Linked DNA regions of Mus musculus: region 1 is linked to region 2. The links are chromatin loops, found by intact Hi-C in ENCODE. Cell type or tissue: gastrocnemius. All regions are shown on one strand. Links, peaks and the distances in the headings refer to the core of each region. The heading gives the core; the rest is flanking DNA. Region 1 overlaps Fig4 (FIG4 phosphoinositide 5-phosphatase). Region 2 has its middle 31 kb from the start of Gm48057.

Region 1 (8,000 bases), core at 1-8,000, 290 kb before region 2:
GGTGAGGAATGGGAAGGGTTGGTGTATGGCACACCAAAGGCTCCAGTCTGAAGTTTGAGCTCCCTGGCAAATGTTCCTGCTCCCCAACCCCCAGCCCCCTCAGGCTGCCGTTTGCTGTGGACATTTGTTCTAGCCAGTGAGAGCAGGAGTTGCTCTAGGGGGTTTAGCAGCTGAAGTTATCCTGGGTGAATCTGCAGTATGCCTCTCTCTTATGGGTACTTAGTGGTCGATGTTCTGAGGTGAGTGCATTCCCACTAAAAGGACTTAGGGAGCCAGCCACCCTTTATCCCCAACCACATGGGCTTGAGTAAAATAAGAGCCACACCACAAGGAATGCCTCTTAACCTTTATTGCGTGACTGGGGAGCAAGAGAGGATCGTACAGTGTGGTATGTTTGGCTGAGGGACAGGAGCAGGGAACCGATGTCATTGTCCTGCAGAGAGAAGCATAGTTAAGAGTTTTGAGATGTGGTGGAGTGATGGAATTTCACACTCACTTCTGCAGGGAATGTGAAATGTGACACTCCCCATCAGTCAGGCTGGGTCCCGCCTGTCAGGGAGGCATGCTTGTGAGGCTTGCTTTCCCACTTCTGGGCTGCGTTAGCTCACCATTAGCTTGGCTTGATAAATGAGACACGGAACCGGCAGGCTTGCAACACTGTGAAAGTGCTGGAAACAACTTCCAGATGCCTTTAAAAACAGTATGTTTAATATGAAAGTTCAGCTGAAGGTGAACATTAGCTGAAGCTGCCGTACAACCTGAAGTCTCTTCCTTTTCAAGAAGGCTGATTTTTCTTCCCTCAGATGAAGAGTGAATGATTAATTAGCCTGTCAGTATAAAAGGAGAGAATGTTAGTAGATTCTGCGTTTCCTTTTAAACGGGTTGCCTATTGTATTCCTTTCCGGTTTCCTGCATAGATATTTTAGAAACACATTCATCTTTTTACCTCACCACCACTGTCAAAGTTACCAACACATTTTAAGTCTTCTTGAACAATGACAATTTTCAGAAGAGACTCAACTCACTTCAGTACAGCTAGTTTTTTTGTTTTTTGTTTTTTTTGTTTTTTGTTTTTTTTTTTTTTTCAGTATCTAAATGTCTGCCTCACCACTGTCCCTCAACAAGCTCTGTGTGCTGCAGAGAGCAGAGCTGGAGAGGTGGGCTGCCCAGGCCCCTTCCCCTAGCCGTGTGGATTTCATGGGCCTCATTCATAAGACACACATTCAGGTTTACATGTCTGGTGAGGGGAGATGGTGTGATCCAATTACTGTGCTTTTAAAAACAAGTTGTGTGTGTGTGTGTGTGTGTGTGTGTGTGTGTGAACACAGAGAGAGGCAGAAAGAGAGAGGTGCCGTGGAGGCCAGAAGAGGGTGTCAGATCCCCTGGAGCTAGACTTAGGTGGTTGAGCTGGGATTTGAACTCTAGAAGGGCAGCAAGTGCTGCTAACTGTTGAGCCGTCTGCGCAGCCCCAGTTGCTGCTCCTTTCACTCCGTGGTGCTTCTGGGCATCTTTTTTCCCTTCCACCACTGGGACTGTGGCCTGCCACTGCCAAAGCCTCTGCTAACACCTAGGATGATTTTTTCCTCCCTCCCAAGTCCTACTTGTTACAATGACTTTATAGGAAGTTTAGCCCCAGATTTTTCCTGGGTGTGTAAATCTCCTTCCAGCACATTTATGTTCTAGGTATTGCACAAATTTCATCTTGATGCATGGCTCGGATCTGCGCTGGCCATCCCCATTTCTGTGTACAGCTGCCACCTGGGTTCTTCCTCCAAGGACATGTTTCCTCTCCTTGTTAATGTCCCTGTTTTCCTGGATCACACAATTTCCTATTTTTTTTTAAATTTATATCTTTTTTTAAAAAAGATTTATTTTATTATTATATGTAAGTACACTGTAGCTGTCTTCAGACACACCAGAAGAGGGAGTCAGATCTTGTTACGGATGGTTGTGAGCCACCATGTGGTTGCTGGGATTTGAACTCTGGACCTTCTGAAGAGCAGTCCGGTGCTCTTACCCACTGAGCCATCTCACCAGCCCCTTAATTTATATCTTTAGTTTGGTGGAAAATTTCTAAAAATTAGAAAGCTTTTGTGTTTTTTTGCTTGCTTGTTTGTTTTTTGTTTGTTTCTTGTTTTTGGCCTATACATGGTCTAAAAATGTCTAGGTTCTTTCTTTGATTAATAGTGAAATGGAGGACCACCAGACTATGATCTTTTTTATTTTTAAGACTGTATGTATAGCTTTTATTGTCATGTTGAATTGCTTGAATTTTAGAAACATCTCGTAACTGAAAATATATTTTGCCCAGAAGTTCTGAAACTGGTCAGGTGGGCGTGGTTTTGCTTCCCAAGAATAATTCTCCATAGGTGTCAGTGAGCCATCTGCACTACTGTCTTTATACATGAGGTGTGCAGAGGTCCAGGCTCCTGGTGGCAGTGGCACCTCTTGCTGCTTTATCTGTATATCTGAATGTCCTCAGGGAATTGGCCCAGTACAGGTTCACAGTCAGTTTACTTAGAATTGATTGCAACGATGTAGCAATAAGCAATGGAGTCTGAATTACAAAACAGTGCACCCTGCTGCCACTCTCCAGTGCAACTGACAATTTAGTCCTGACTTATATACTGAAATGGATGCTGTCCTTTAATTGGATGGTGTTACCTACCTGTCTGTCATAACTCTGTGCTGCACCTGAGAATTTCTAATGTTACTTTGTTTCTATATTTCTATCATCTCTAAGAATTTCATAAGTTGTGTTTGATTGTATCCACACCCTTCCTCCCCCAGCTCTCCCCAGATCCACCCCTACTTCCATCTCCCTCCAACTTTGTTCCTCCTCTTTTAGATAATAACCTAGTGAGTCCAGTTTGTGCTGTCTGTATCCTCCTTGGGTGTGGAGACATCTACTGAAGTGTGGTTGGTTTGCCAGAGCTCATGCCCTTAAAAAACCGGACTCTTCTTTCCCCAGAAGCCATTGATTGTCCATAGCTTCTCAGTTAGGGGTGAGGGCTCATGGTCCCCCTCCCGGCCATACTCCGGTGCTGACTGGCTTGATCTTGTTTTGTATAGGCAGCCATAGCTGCTAGGTCTTGAGAACAGGAGTCCTATCATGTCCTGAAGACATTATTGCTCTGATGCTCCCTGCCTTCTAACTCTTTCTAGAATCTTTCTGCCCCTTCTTCCATCATGGTCCTTGAACTGTGTGTACCTGTTGCTACAGGTGTCCCAGTTGTAAGTTTCTTCATTAGCTAATGTCTACTGCAAAGTGAAACTTCTCTGGTGTGATTGAGAGCTAGCCTCATCTGTGTGAACAGAGCTAAGACTAAAGGACGGTTTGATACTGTGTCCGTTTATTATTAATTATTTATTAATTATTCTCCAGAAAAATAGTCGTAGGTCTACCGCTGGTGAGTGTGAGCTCTTCAACCGTGGGTTCTGGGCCAGATCTACAGCAATCGAGCCAGACAGCAGTGGGTTACCCCATTCTTGCCACTATTGCAGCCATGGCATATGGAGAGGGGTGGGAGGGTAGGGGTGAGCAGGAAGTGAGGAGAGGGATCAATAACTCTAAGGATGTTTGAAAAAGCTGTATAAAATCTATTTTATAAGATATGTATATGAAATATATATAGTTATATAGTTATATACGAATCAAGAATATAAATATATATGCATTTAATTGGAGTTATCTTATACAGTTATCTGTTCCTCTCAGAATCCCTAAGTTGCCAACTAAGCAGAGCGGCAGGTATTGGGTCCCCAGAGCTGTTGGTCAGAGCTGGCTGCAGACCCCTCAGTGCAGGATTTTTCCTTCTGTTCAGCAGAACTTGTTGGTTAGACCCTGTCGCTGAGGGAAGACAGCACACACATTGGTCACAGAACATAGAAAAAGTCAAGTTGGTTCTGAGCAGTAAGCTCTCCCCTGCTGGCTGGCTTTCATAGCAGTAGAAAGTACTGTGTAGGCTACTAGAGGTGTGGTGGGGTGGGGGTCACCATTGTCTAACCAGCTGTGAACCCCGTAAATGACAACAATAACTGGCAAGACAAGGTATGTCATCTTAGTCTTGGTTTTTAGTTTGAATCTTGCTTTTTTTTCTTCAGAAACATGTGCCGACTTTGTGTTTGTTTTTGTTTTTTTTTTGTTTGGTTTCTTTTTTTTTTGTGGAGGGATGAGAGTGATGTCTTCTTTTATTTTTATTTTATTTTTTTAAATTTTTTTGGTTTTTCGAGACAGGGTTTCTCTGTGTAGTCTTGGCTGGCTTCGAACTCAGAAATCCGTCTGCCGCTGCCTCCCAAGTGCTGGGATTAAAGGCGTGCGCCACCACTCCCGGTCGTTCTTTTATCTTCTAGTACTCTGGGGTCCATGGGACCCCAATCTGTTTCTGCTGGAGGCTCATTCATGTAAATCGTTTCTCTTCTTGGGTAAGCCTTTCCATTTGCAGTTATTCTTCTGCTTCCTCCCGTGGGGAGATCCGTCTTGAGTGGTGTTATCCAGTATGCCACAGTGTGAGTTTGCGTGGCCACAGAATTGCTGTATTCAACAAGAAGAACACGGGACTGAGTGGGAACAGCTCTTTCTGGAAAAATTACCTCTCTTTTTTAAATTAAAAAAATCAAATTAGTACTAGAGTGGATTTTGGCTAGCCATCAGAGGGCAGTGTAGACAGTGATTCTCACCGTCCCCACGCCGGTCAAAGCCTCAGAGCAGTCTCCACACGAGGGCGCTATTCTCCGCACAAATTCTTTTAAGGGACCATTTCTGAGGGCAGAGCCTGTGGATAGTCACATGACTTCCCGTCCCTGTTAGGGCCCACTCTCCCTGCTCTCCCTGTGAGAGCCTGCTGCCTGTGAGGGTCTTCTCTATGTAGGGCCTGCAGTGAGGGCCTGCTCTCCCTGTGAGGGTCTGCTATCTGCAAGGGAACACTCTGCTCAGTGTGTTAGGGGCTCTGTGAGCATCTTCTGGCTTCATCTTGTTTTTGCTATGAACATAACAATCCCTTTCGTGCCTTTTCTTGCTAGTCGCTCTCCTGGGCGTTCTTTATCATCATGACCTCAGTAAGGTGGCTCCCTTTCTGGTAACAAGAATAAATAGCTTGCAAACCATTCTTTCTAATTTATTTGGTTGGCTGTTTTATCAGATTGGTCACCCCCTCCTCTAGGCAGTGAGTTGGGGCTCGTGGCTGACATTCTGAGTTTCTTTCCCTCAGTTTCCCTCTCTGTCTGGCTGTTCCCCCAGTGCCTAGAGTCCTGTTACTGCATTCCCCAACTTTGTTTTCTAATTGTTATTAAAATCACTTTATTCCTACCTCCTTACTACTGACAGTGTCAAGGAAACCCTGCCTATTCTAGGATACCAGGGGCTAAGCACTTCAGCTAGTTATCTTCTAACTGGTATCAGCCAGCATATAGGTTTGTTTTTCATAACCTGTGGGTAGATCAGACCTTTATAAACAAAGTCATTGTTGCTTAGCAACAGGATACATTCTGAGAAATGTGTCGTTAGATGAGTTTCACTGCAAACATAATAAAAAAAAAACCACTTACCCAAACTAAGACATAGTTATGTTGCTATTAGACAATGCAATCTTATGTCCCCATGGAACATGAGGAACATCTTTAACAAGATGTTATTATTGCTGTATTATTATGTGACACATGTACACTTAGTAAAAGCTTCAGTGAGTTTTATTTATCCTACAGATTTAGATAGAAAACATTGTAACAGAATTCTGCATACTGTTATTTCTTAGAATTGTACTCATTCTTGAAGTCCAAATGCTAGACTCTTCCATCATTGTATACAGCTCCAGCTCCTTCTTCAGTCTCATCTGCTTTGGCTTCCAATGGCGGATGCTTTCCAGCTTGACCTTTGACATTGTCCAGCAGACAGCTGTATGTAGTGTTTAGTTGGTTTACATCTGCACATTGCGTAACCGGTGACATGGTAAAATGCTGGCTGACTATGGCAGTATCTTCTCACTTTTTTTAAATGGGTTATTTTATTTATTTACATTTCAAAAATATTACTTTTTAAAGGACATGTTTAAGCAAAATATCTTTACAGTATTTACTTTTGATAATGAGATTTTACTTATCTTCTTTAAAGTAATTTAAGAATAATTGAATTAAGGAGATAGCTTGGCAGAGTGTGTGCTTAGCATGTATGGGGCTCTTGGTCTGATTCTTAGCACTACCCAAAAATAAAGCAGTCCACTTAGTTTTGCTTATGAACTTTATGTTTAAAAAAAGGATTGTTGTGGGAAATATCAAAAAATGAAACTGTCATGTTGCTGTGTTTGTGCCGGCAACTCTCTGCCCTGGTGGCCTGGCCGGCAGTAGCCGGACGGTCTTTATCTCATGGAGACTCTGACTCAAAGCACCAAAATCTCTTTACCCAGCTTGCTGGGTTCCCACTGGTGGGTCCTTACCACACCAACCCCATGCTTCCAATCCCCCACGGCCTTTGTGGTACACATCAGGCAAACCCACGCTTTGCCGCCATACTTTTCTCTCTGGAACCCTGATGATCTGCTGTGTGAAAGAAAACACAACACAAATACAAACAACAGTAACTCACTCACTGGGCGCAACAACTAAAATCCTAATCTTGTAAGCCTTATTAAATCTAAATCCTCCGGTGCCGAATCCTGACAGATCCGCCATTGAAACTGGGAGACACTCGTAGCTACATCTTGTCCTCACGCTATCCCTGCCCAGAAAGGACCTAACTCTCTCCTGTTTCCTGTCTTCCTCCGTCTAACCTGGAAGTCCCCCCTACTGGCCCAGTGATTGGCTCCTTTATTCATTAGGGGATTGAATATTGTTTCCAGGAACTTCTTTGGGAAAAGTATGGGGACGCGTGGTCCCATGTTTTACCTCTCTTCTGGTGGTGTCTGGGAACTGCCTGTATTGCTCAGGGATGGGGAGGAGGGGCAAGGTGAAGTCCAGGACAGGGGGTCATATCCATGTGGGGCAGCAGAGCAAGGCTGTATGCCAGGCTGGAAGGGGAAAGTGGGGCCTGCGGTGAGCAGGACCTGGGTCCATGCTGAATGCCAAGTGGTGGAGGGGCGGGAGAAGGAAGGCCTTCCTATGAGTCTTAGTTTTTCAGGTTGCTTAGGCAAAGTTCTTCCTCATGGCAACCTTTAATGAAGCTGCTCCCTGAGATGGTCTGAGCTTGTTCATATTTCTTTATTGGGGGTGGGTGGTGTGGGTGTGAATGCATGTGCTTTATGTGGGATGAACCAGGGATTGTATCATTTTGGGGACTATCCAGGAAGGGAAGGTCATTGGCTGAAGGCTAAGGCTATTGAGATGCCTCATTAGCGTGGAGAGGCTGTCCGGGTGCTGTTATATGACTGACTTCCCACCGTCATCTTAGCTGAGGGTCTTGGTTACCCACTCCAGAGCAGGCATGGAGGCAGGGAGGAGCAGCTCTGTTCATGTCATCTCAGATCTCTGAGATGTCCTGGGGTTTGAGCATGCTCCACCTCCCCAGTCCCATGCCTGTCTGGTGGCAGGGCCCACGTGTCCTGCAGGGACTGTGCATCCTTACAGGCCCTTGGATGGGGCAAGCCCTCAGAGTTCCCCCCTCACAGCCATTTTCCTACTCAACACAGAAGACTTTCAGACTTATTTGTCAAACTATAATATTTAATAGCTGTAATTGTCTAAACGTCCTAATTATATGTTGAGCTTGCTCATGCTTGTCAGCACTACCGCTTCCAGGCAAAGCTTAAACATCACATAAGCCAGTCTCTAATGTTATAATAGAATTAAATGCATCTGACCTGGGTCCTGTGCTTATTTCAGACATCGGAATGATTCTTATCACGAAGCTCTAAGAACATTTCAATTTAAAAATTGACCTTTTGGAATCGGTCCCTCTAGTCCTCTAGTTGTACATAATCAACATATACTTTAAATAGTAACCTGACTTTATTAATGTTTCTTCAAAATGTAACATGGTTATAAAATGTCTGTAGAGCAAAATGCCTTTA
Region 2 (11,001 bases), core at 1,428-9,427:
GTAAGAAACAAAGAATTGATGGAACTGGGGAGCCGTTTGTACCTGTGACAGTTCTGGTTATCTGTGGCTTCCTTAGAAATCCTGAATGAGGACCCCAAAGCTATATGAGCTTCAGGATTCACACAATTTATATCCAAGCCTAGCAGGAAGTTACTAAAGTGGCCATGGAAACCCATCAGAAAGAAGTCAACCGCCTAATGACAGCTGTGACTGCTACCTTCTCAACATCAGCTTTCTCGTGAGAAGGGCAAGTCAGCATAGACAGGTCTTAGGCTAATCAATAACATAACACCATGGCCAAAGATAGCATTCTCACACAATGCTCACTAATTTGTACGGGTGGTAGTTGGGACCTTAAAAGAGGGTACCACTTAGCATCATGTGAATTTTTTCCTTAGTACTGGCATGGGGAGAGTGCATGAAGATGGACACCCATGGAAATAATGTATTCCCATGGAAACAAAGAATTTGTTCCTTTCCAAGGACTTAAGGGAGCACAAAGACTTCATCTGCCCTCAGTTTCTGGAACCGTCTTTGGAAGGAATCATCCTATGCACTTATCTGAGCCTCGAGGGTCGCCTGAGTCTACTACTCCAAAAGGACATTTTCCCTTGACTTTTATTTTCTTCCTTTTGTTCCAAGGTATTTTGTAGGCATGGAATTAAAACTCTACAAAAAATTATCAAATTACTAGCAATATATTTCAGGGGGTTGGGAAGGTGGCTGGAAGCATGCACAGATAAAGAGGGTCTGGGAGTACAGCAGTTTTCTTGGTCCTGTTCTGTGGCAACAGGACCGAGCGTGGTGGATGAGAGGCAACATAGTCATGTGACAAATCCCAGGCGCTCCAACTCCAGAGACCAGCAACAGGAAATCAGAGTTTATTGCCCAACCCATGAGCTTATATACAGTGTTTGATCCAACCCCAAGCACCTAAATCCTTGGCCAATTGTGTCTTGCCACACCGTCATGGTGCTCCAATGAAAGCCCTGCTTGATGAAGTAACTCAGAGTGTTTGGGAAAGTATCTTACCTGTGAGGACTTCCGTGAAGACCGGAAGCAGCTCCTGGCCTAAGTCTCAGACCCCTGGGACAAATGGCTGGGATGCCTATTTAATGTATGCAGACACTGGCCAGCTCTCCCAGGTCCCTCAGTACTTGTGGCCCCTCCCAGCCCTCCAAGCATCCCTTAGTGCCTGTGGCTCCTCCCTCTCTTTCCTCTCATAGTCCCAGTTTAGTTGGCCCTCCACAGTCAGCCTAGACTCTTCCCTCTACCTGCCCTTACTTACATCTATGCTAAAAATCGAACCCATACTTTAGTCACAACCTCCTCCTCTTGTCTCTCCTTTTCACTCAGCCATTAAAGTGCTTGCCTAACATGCACAGGATCCTGGAATTCAACACCCAGCACCTCGGAGACATTAATTCAAAAGGTCTTGAGGGGGACACTGAAAATCTCCATTTCAAGAATTCTCCACGAAACCGCTGGAGGAGGCCTAATGATTTCACTTGGATAATCATGACGCCGATGTTAACTCCCTACTTGTAGGGTTCACTGTGAGTCTTACGTTCACAGCAATGCTTGGAATGGTGCTTAACACAGTGCAAAGTGGGATGTGGGTGAAGCTCACCCTTAGCCTTCCTCTTTCTTCCCGGGCTGTTTTTATGAATGTAGCATGAAGCAGACTGATGTACAGCCCCACTACTTCCCCTCCCCCACTGACCCATCCCCATCCCCAGCTGCTCAGAACAGAACGGGGGAGAGTGGTGAGATCAGGGCCTTGACCAAACCTGGTGTGTAGCTTCCTGGACTGTGCCAGAGCTTCTGACATCTGTCAAGTGACCACCATGACTATTTGACTATAGCACTTTACCATAGGATGGCTCTGGGAGAGGTAGCCTCGGAAGCAGGGTACAACACGTATCCTAAAGTCTTGATAGCATAGATTCCTTCAAAAAATTGAAAACTAAATGCCAGTTGGCCCCTCCTAAACATGGACAGAAGAGAGAGACTCTGGTTCCCACATCTAGTGGGGGACGTGGGTTGGGCCGGAAGTCGCTGCCCACCAGCCTGCCCACCTTCTCATATTCCCTGTACCATTTAATTGCCACAGCAGTCTTGGGCTATCACCATAAGGACAGGTGTGATAATTTAAATCTCAGAGAGGATACATGAACAGTATGGTTGTGGAGGTAGAAACACGGCAACCAGGTCCAGCCTCGAACCACTGTCTTGATGATACTTAGCCAGAATCATAGATGTTCCTTACCACGAACTGCCTGGGATTCTCTGAGAGCTACCCTTCCTACCTCAGCTATTCACATTACCCTTGCTCCCCACGCCCGTTATCAGACTCACAGACTCTGCCAGATGGTGCCCCACCCAGAGTATGCAACGCCATGTGCCACGCCTGTCATTTCCTGGCACTTCTATCCACACCTCCCATTCTCTGACCTTCGGACTCAGAACTCAAACTGAATGGCACTGGTCGCTTGCATCCCTCTGTTCCCAGCTTGCAGACAGCGCACCTTGGGCCCTTTTCATCTCCATGATCATGTGATCCAGTCCCTTATCCTGTTTCTGGGCTAGAACAGCAGCCTCAAGCAGAGCTTGAGAGTTCGATAGATCCGGGTTCAAATCCCACTCCACTTGGATTTCCAGTAGTCAGTATTCCTCTTTGAAGCCACTGCCCAGACCTTCCCAAAGAATAGAGTTCTCATGCATGCACCATGGAAATGCAGAGGGACACAATGGCAGGACTCCAAGTTCTAGGTTCAAATCCCAAGTCTGTATAACCACTGACTGACTATGCACAAGCTACTTCACCTTTCTGTGTTTTTTTTTTAACATGTAAATGGAGATACTGATACCCTTGAGTGTGTGATGAAATTAAGAGAGACTGGAGTCACCCATGAAGACTTCAGAGCACACCCAGTATCCTAAGACATCAAATTCTGACACAGGCTGAAGCACATGCTGAGAGGTCACAGAATACCGGTTGCTACTGCTTGTTGCCATTTTCATGAGAGGCACACATTAAAATGAATGATTAAGGGCCTAAGCCACATCCTGTGAATCAGAAAACAACACAAAAAACCATAAGCATAAATCAGATACCAGTGTGGGACATTTTACCCCAGGCTGGGCACTGTGTGACATCGTTGCCCATCCGTGTCCAACAGAGAAGTCTGCTTCGCGGCCTGCACCTTTGTCAGCATCCCACCAGCTTGTCATAGACGGTCTCAGTACTGCTTGCATTAAATGATATCCTAGGCTTTCGCTCCTCATTGGCCTCCCCACGTGAGTGTACACGCCAGGCAGCCCATGTTCACAAGATAGGTCAGGGCACCCAGGTTCATTCACAAGTACTGGTGAGACAGAATGTAAGATTAGCATTGCAAAGGACCAAGTGTAACCTGTAAACAACGGTGAATTCTGAGTAACTCCTCAACATAGCTATGAACCATGCCAGGAGATCACAGCTCAGCTGCAACAAGATTGTCACACGGAAGCTGACCAAATACCACACTCCTCCTCCTCCTCCTCCTCCTCAAACAGACAACACAGCTCTCTCTAGCAAAGATGTCTATTTTTTTTTCTTTTTTAAAACAGGGTTTCTCTGTATAGCCTTGGCTGTCCTGGAACTCACTCTGTAGACCAGGCTGGCCTTGAACTCAGAAATCTGCCTGCCTCTGCCTCCCAAGTGCTGGGATTAAAGGCGTGCGCCACCACACCCAGCAAGGGTGTCTATTTTTTGACACTGCAATATGACACTGTCTTCTACAAGTGTGTTGGGCCTCACTGTAGCTGACCTCCTTCTCTGAAGCTGTCACATGGATACAATCATAGTGTCCACCTCCTTGGTGATGGTACGGAATAGATGAAACCACTCTTACAAAAAGCTTCCAGTGTGTGGCTGGAGAGATGGTTCAGCAGTTAAGAGTACTGGCTGCCCTTCCAGAGGTCCTGAGTTCAAATCCTAGCAACCACATAGTGGCTCACGACCATCTGACCATCTGCAATATGACACTGTCTACACTGTCTTCTGGTGTGTCTGAAGATAGTGACTATGTATTTATACACATATAATAAATAAACAAACAAACAAATCTTTTAAAAAATAATAACTAAAACTTCCAACGGAGCCTGGCACACAGGAAACCCTTACAGGGCTACCACTCAGTGTTGTCACTGGCCTTTTCAGTTCTAGTCCTGTCTCTGCAGCTTGGTGTGTTTTCCCTCCTGCCTGCACCATGCCTGGGCCATCCTTTCAGGCCCTCACCCTGCTGACCCCCTTCTCATCTCATAGCCAATGGTCCATGCTAAGCAGGTCACCCTCAGGCCTGCCTGAACAGGTTCATCTCCTACTCTGAGACTTTCTACACTTTAACAATAAATTCAGGTGCAAGAGAAGCATTTCAAACGTTTATTTTATTTTATTTTATTTTATTTTATTTTATTTTATTTTATTTTATTTTATGTGAAGAAATGACGCCAACAAGCCCAGCCGGTCTGTTCTGCTCTTCTGTGCTCTCAGCCCTTTCCCCCTCAGAGATGGAAGCACGTCTTTCTGGAAGAAGACACTTAACCAAGTGACTCTGTAGTGGGGGCAGGTTGGTAGGGAGAGAGAGAGGACTGGAAAACTATATGCATCTCAGCCTGGTCTGTTACTGGGTATCTCACCCACGGGCAGGAGCAATACTGTGCTGCTGACAGCATTGTCTAAAGCAGGTCAACACTGCCATCTGTTGGTCATGCAGAGTGCCTGATCTCCCAAGTAAAATTCCATTAGGTACTAATATACCGTAATTACTGTAATATAATTACCGTAATATACGTAGTCTTTTACTGATGCTGAAAACTCAGAAAAGCCAAAGTCCTCTTGGACATTGCAAAATGTGCCAGGTCTACACAACCAGCCAGCAGAGTCAAAAATCACCTTTCATTGCCAGCCTCTCGCCTTCAAAGGAATACTTAAATGACTAGATGACTCTATGCAGCCAGCGTGTCTCTTTTGCAGTACTTGGGACTAGGGCTAGCTGGATGGTGTGTGCTGGTTATGAATGAATTCTGCTCTTGCAGAGGACCCAAGTTCAGTTCCCAGAACTCACACCAGGCAGCTTACAGCCATCTGTAACTTATGCCCACATAGTGCACAGAAAATAAAATCTAATCGAATCTAATCTAATCTGCACAAATGTAATGAGATGTCTCTGAGCTGGGACATGAATCTAGACACAAAATTCCCTTATGTTTTATGTATGCATTTTTCCACAAAACCTGAGTAATTTTTCACAATTTTGTGCACGAAACAAATTTCATGGTTTTCTACTTATGTCACATAGATACTCGAATGGTTGGAGATTCGGAGTGTTTGCTATCTGGGGCTTTCTGGTTGGGGCTTCAGCTCCTCATGGGCCTCTCCAGTATGAGTGGACATGCCAAACTGCCCATGTCCACAAGGTGGAACCAGGCTGCCCAGGTTCTTTCACTCAGAGTAATAATGAGACTGAATCTGAGATTATCATTCCACAGGACCAATGGTGAATTCTGAGTAACTCCTCAACATAGCTATGAACCATGGCAGGAGACCACAGCTCAGCTGCAGCCAGATTGTCACACGGAAGCTGACTGAATATCACACTCCATAAACAGACAGCAGAGCTCTCTCTAGTAGGAGTGCCTATGTTTGACACTGCAATATGACACTGTCTTCTACAAGTGTGCTGGGCCTCACTTTTGCTGCCTGGGATGTGTATGACTCACGGACCTCAGGATGGACACAACGGCTGAAGAAATGGGGCAACCTGTGGCAGAACATGGAGTTAGAAGCCCTGTGTCTAAGCTTCAAATTCCAGTCCCATGACTAATAATCCTGTGCTTGGACATATGGAGTATGTGGAGGGCCAGTGTTCTGTGCTCTGAGCCTCAAGGCTGGAGTTTTGAGTCTGATTCCTCTAAGCTTGGAAACAACTAGACAAAATCCTGTCAGTGGTTAGGGGAAATGTCTCCAGGTTCATGCCTACAGTCTTGATAACACGCCAAGGCAAGACATTAGGAGTGAGTTTTCTGAACTAAGTGTATCATTAAGAAATATAATGTATAAGTCGGGCATGTTGGTTTATACTTGAAATCTAGCACTTGAGGGACTGAGGTCAGAGGATTTCTATGTGTGGGACCGTAATGACGCAGGATTAGGGAGGAAGGGTAGAGGGACCCTCAACTCTGTATACCTCAGATGAGGACAGCAGGAGTCGGCTACCTCCTCCTCCAACCTGGTGCCATAAAGTTTGCTTCCCCAGCAGCCCCACCATCAACCCTAGCAAGAATTTATTATGAATTTATTACCCCAACAGTTACCTGACCACACTTCTTGTTTGATCTTATAAGGTTCCCCCCCTCCCCCGGCCCTACATCCCTTGAGTCTGTCAATGAAGTGTCTTTCAACACCCCTGTTTCTGTTTCAGCCAACGGTACAAAGACACACAAACCTTGCCCCAGGACCCTGACCACCTCCCCAGGGGCATAAATACCCCTTTCTCCCCCTGCCCTCCAATAAATGAACCAGTTCTCCCAAGCTGTTCCCGGATGTGTTCTTTACCTGTGCACTCATCACAGACGAGGTCCTACATTGCACACATCCTCTCCCAGCTAAGCTTCCCTCCCTCCAGTCCAGCCTGGTACACAACTGGCCTGGCTACCCTGCAGGAGAAGTGGACACAGCAGGCAGCTATGAGTCCCAAGCTAGATGGGGCTACAGTGTGAGAGAACCCATCTCAAAAAATACACATAAAATTCAAAAGCTTAAGTCTTATAGTGAGAAGGTAGTACAGGGGTTCAGTGGGTGAAGGGGCTTGCTGCCAAGCAGAGTTTAAACCCTGGAGTCCACATGATAGAAGGAGAGAAATGACTTCTCTAAGTTGTCCTTATGCATATACATTAACTACAATATGTAAGGGTAAGTTTTTAAAATGTTAAAGGGAGTTACTATAGAAAGAGCTTCACAATGACACTCTCCACAGGGCACAATGACCCCACACTTAGAATTTATTAATCCCATGGGAAATTACATCAACCAAATCAGATGAGGAAATGGCTGCATACCACTCCCCTACACACACACACACACACACACACACACACACACACACACACAACTATGTTTAGCAGAACAGTTCTCTTCTCTCATTCTTTCTAGGCTAGTGGGTTTGACCAACCACCAGACTGGCTGGTAGCCCTGATTCTTCAGGCAGAGGTGGGGACAGGGGAACCTTCCCATCAGGAGGAATCTCAGGAGCAAACAGCACAGAAACCCAGAGGATCTGTTCACAGTTGGCTGTCATGGAGCAGACTGGGTCCCTCCACACCACCTGGGCATCTGTCCTCAAAGCTCAGGGTGTGTTAGGCTAGTGGCAACAGATAGGACTTCCCCTGATAAAAATTACAGAGTTGGACAACGAACTGAGGAATGAAAACTAAGGAGGTCTTCTCGGCGATCCTTAAAAATGCAAGCTATAAATTTAAATCAATGGCAAATCACATTTATAGAAGAAATAGCTGTGCTTTATAAGAATGTGCCAAATACTCTAACTCACATCGATCATTTTTAAATTGTAGTCCTTGTTCCACCTAACTCATTCTCAGAGGTTCTAAGCTTCGGCTTGGGGCGTTCCCTGCCTCTGACCGTAGTGGTCAGAAGCTAGCTGGAATGGCAGCCACACGGGCCTCCTGCAAACCTCTCTTCTCATGTAAAGTCGCTCAGTGATGATCTCTGAGTGAGGCCTGCTCTCCCGGGTGAAAGGTCTTCTCTTCATTTCTTGTTTTCCCACACCTGTGAAACTATTCCCGCAGCTCTCAGCACTGGGGATCCTGGGAAGTGTTTAATGGTTTGCAGAGAGGAGACTAGAACCTCTCATACTCATACTCACGTATGCACACACACACATGCATACACTCTCATACACACACTCACACACAAACTCTCTCATGTGCACACACTCATTCATGTGTACATACACACTCACACACATATGCACACGTCTTCACACACTCATGCATACACACTCTCATACCTGCACACACAATTCATACATGCACACATGCTCACAATCTCACACACACACACATGCACACACACACACTCACATGCACTCACTCACACGTACACACATGCATACACACTCATACACACATGCATGCACTCTCACGTACACTCTCACACACACATGCACACACTCATACACATATGCACACATTCTCACACACATGCACACACACATTCATACATGCACATATGTGCACAATCTGTCACACTCATACTCACACATGCACACACATGTGCACATCCTCATACACATTCACACTCATACACTCTCACACATACCTACACTCTCTCTTTTGCTCTCACTCCTTCAACCCTTTCCCCTCTAACTCCTCTTCTTCCCCCTCCTCCTCTTCCCCCTCTTCCTCCTCCTCCCCCTCCCAATTCTCCTCCTCCACATGGGGTCTCATGGTGTTACCCAGGCTGCCATCAAACTTAGGCTCCAGCTCTCTTCCCTTCTTAGCCTCTTGAGTAGCTGGAACTACAGGCAAGGCTCACATACTAGTCTATTATATCATTCTTGTACACAGCATAAAATGTTCTTCATAGGGGCTGGGAGATTATTCAATGGGAAAGGGTGCTTGTGTGAAAGCAAGAGGACCTGGGTTCAAATCTGACGTGGCTTTCTTTGTGTGTCAGCAAACCCAGCACTGGGGGGGTGGGGGGGAGGAGGGAAGCAAGTAAGATTATTGTGAGCCAGGAGGTTTCTGGCCAAAATGTAGTATTTTACATTCAGGGAAAGGCGCTGTTGGTAAAAACAAAACGACAATAATAATAGATAAAGAAAGACACCAGACATCTTCCTCTGGGCTCTGTATGTCCATATGTGGGCATGCACCTTGTGTAAAAACGTTTCTTTAAAAAATGTTATTCAAAAAACTTACTATTTCAATAATCTTTCAGTACTCTCCAAAAGAGTACTGAAATACAGGCAGCATTTTTTTCTACTCCTGTCATCAAAAAATGATGATGATGACGACGACGACGACGATGACAACAACGCTTAGAAAGGTCCATCTCCTGTGTCTGCTGATTTCAGGCAGCAGTGTCGGAGAGCCAAATCAGCTATTTTATACTCAGTATCAGGAGAGTGAGGCAAGAAGTGAGGTCTGGGGTCTGAGGTGGAGAAAGGAAAAGTGTTCTGATAAACGTTTGTGCAGCAAGGGCTGCAGAGGAGCTGAGGGACAAACCGCAAGAGGAATTCATCAGCAAACATATATTGTGCCTTCATCCACAGTCCAGGGCAGCTGCCCCCAAACCTTGTAGACCTTGTATGGTTGGTTGTAGGGTCCTGCGTCTGCTCCTCCACAGGGCATGCCTGCTTGAGGAGGAGGAATGAGGGAGTTTACCCCACAATGTCGCCAGGCGGGTGTTGGGCCATAGGGCATCCCTGGGACACCGCTCTGGGGTTGGGGAAGCACAGTCTGAGGTGCAGGACAGCCAGAGCTGGCTGGGGGTCCCTGAGCCAGCGACAATGAAGCCTGGTTCTCAGGTTCTTGGACACCCAGGCGCTGCTGGGCGCCGCGGAGGAGCTGAGAACAGTGTCCCGCAGTGGCAGGGGGAGCTGCGGCTGGTCCCATGGGGTGAGTCCTTGGCTTGTCACCGGTTGGCTTGAGCTTGGGCTTGGTGGAGGCTGTGGCTGGGAGCACAGAGAGGCCTTCTATGAGAGATTAGATGGCGACTCTGTGGACGAAGGCCTTCTCCATGGCTCTCCACGACCGATCTTGATGAAAAGAGGCAGTCTATAGTTTTGTTTTGTTTTGTTTCAAACTTTTTTAAAAAATTTATTTATTTAATGTATATGAGTACAATGTTGTTGTCTTCAGACACACCAGAAGGGGGCATTGAATCCCATTATAGATGGTTGTGGTTGCTGGAAATTGAACTCAGGACCTCTGGAAGAGCAGTCAGTGCTCTTAACCATCTCCAGCCCCTAATCCATGGTTTTAAGATGTTTACTGTCATGGTGGAAAGTGGATGAGTAAAACCGTATCTCACTTCTCAGGGTGAGCCTGAGGTTAAATACTTTTTGCAGGGAAGAGTGTCTGGGAAGGAAGGCTTATTGGCTAAGCCCTCCAAGCCTGTAATACTCATTACTATGGAGATCTGCCTTGAGCCTACGTGACCACAGGTCACGTCTTCTACAAGTGGAGAGGCTTGGGTCAGTGCACTGATGGTCACAAATCTATGAGAGGCCGCGGCTAGTGACAGGGGCTTGGTGCCGGGGAATCAGGCGAAGCGACTACAGTCTCTTCAGAATTTGCGGGGTTTCAATCCTTAGCCCAACCGGGGACCAAGCTACGTTTCATGGTCCCACAAGACCCTATCAAACCTCCAAAAAAAATGAGATGCAGAGAAGCCGGAATCCAGGGACACCATGAAAAAGATGAAAATTCGTATCACTCAGACCCAGAGAAGGTGCCACCCACACCAGACAGTGTACATTCCTCGAACCTTTTACAGGGCATTGATGCTGACTGGGAGGCAACCCGCTTCGGAAGAGATGAGAGGCACAGACTCGGCCTTTCACTGACTGATCTGTTCCTCTTTCCAAGCAGTCCTTCCCCAGTGGTGCAGCCTAGCCGCTGGCGGCCTTCCAATTAATCTGAAATCTGCTTCCTCTGAGAATTCCCTTCAAAAAGCAATTTGCATTTTATTAATGAATTCACAGAGACCAAAAGCCTTCCAGAAATTAGCAGTCCGTGCAGGCATCTGGGGGATGGGAAACCAGGCTGGTTCTGAGGAGAGAAAGCCAAAGTGACTGAAAATGGAAGGCAACAAATAGTATTGATAGATGGGGACAAGACAGCCTGCTCCAGGGAACAAAACAGGGTAAATACGTGTGCTTTCAGCACAAAATACAAAATGATACTCAGAAAAAAGACCGGATGGCAGTATTT

What was found. Hi-C counts contacts between places; a loop is a spot of excess contacts. Peaks named below come from ENCODE experiments on the same cell type or tissue, not always from the same donor. Only the 100,000 strongest peaks of a DNase experiment are listed, where the experiment ranks them.
Region 1: it touches region 2 in a loop (3-fold over the local background); 34 of 42 quality-filtered maps call a loop at or near these places.

What each region holds. Positions count from the first base shown.
Region 1 is chr10:41,285,724-41,293,723 of GRCm38, reverse strand. All of the region lies in intron 1 of Fig4 (FIG4 phosphoinositide 5-phosphatase), which reads left to right. Among named protein-coding and RNA genes, the nearest start is that of Fig4, 14 kb to the left of the region's middle. In gastrocnemius, for the core only: a CTCF peak has its summit at 4,694 (motif pointing right); a DNase peak (open chromatin) is centred at 4,726; H3K4me3 peaks cover 264 bases; H3K27ac peaks cover 301 bases.
Region 2 is chr10:40,998,258-41,009,258 of GRCm38, reverse strand. No RefSeq gene overlaps it. Among named protein-coding and RNA genes, the nearest start is that of Gm48057, 31 kb to the left of the region's middle. In gastrocnemius, for the core only: a CTCF peak has its summit at 4,749 (motif pointing left); a DNase peak (open chromatin) is centred at 4,723.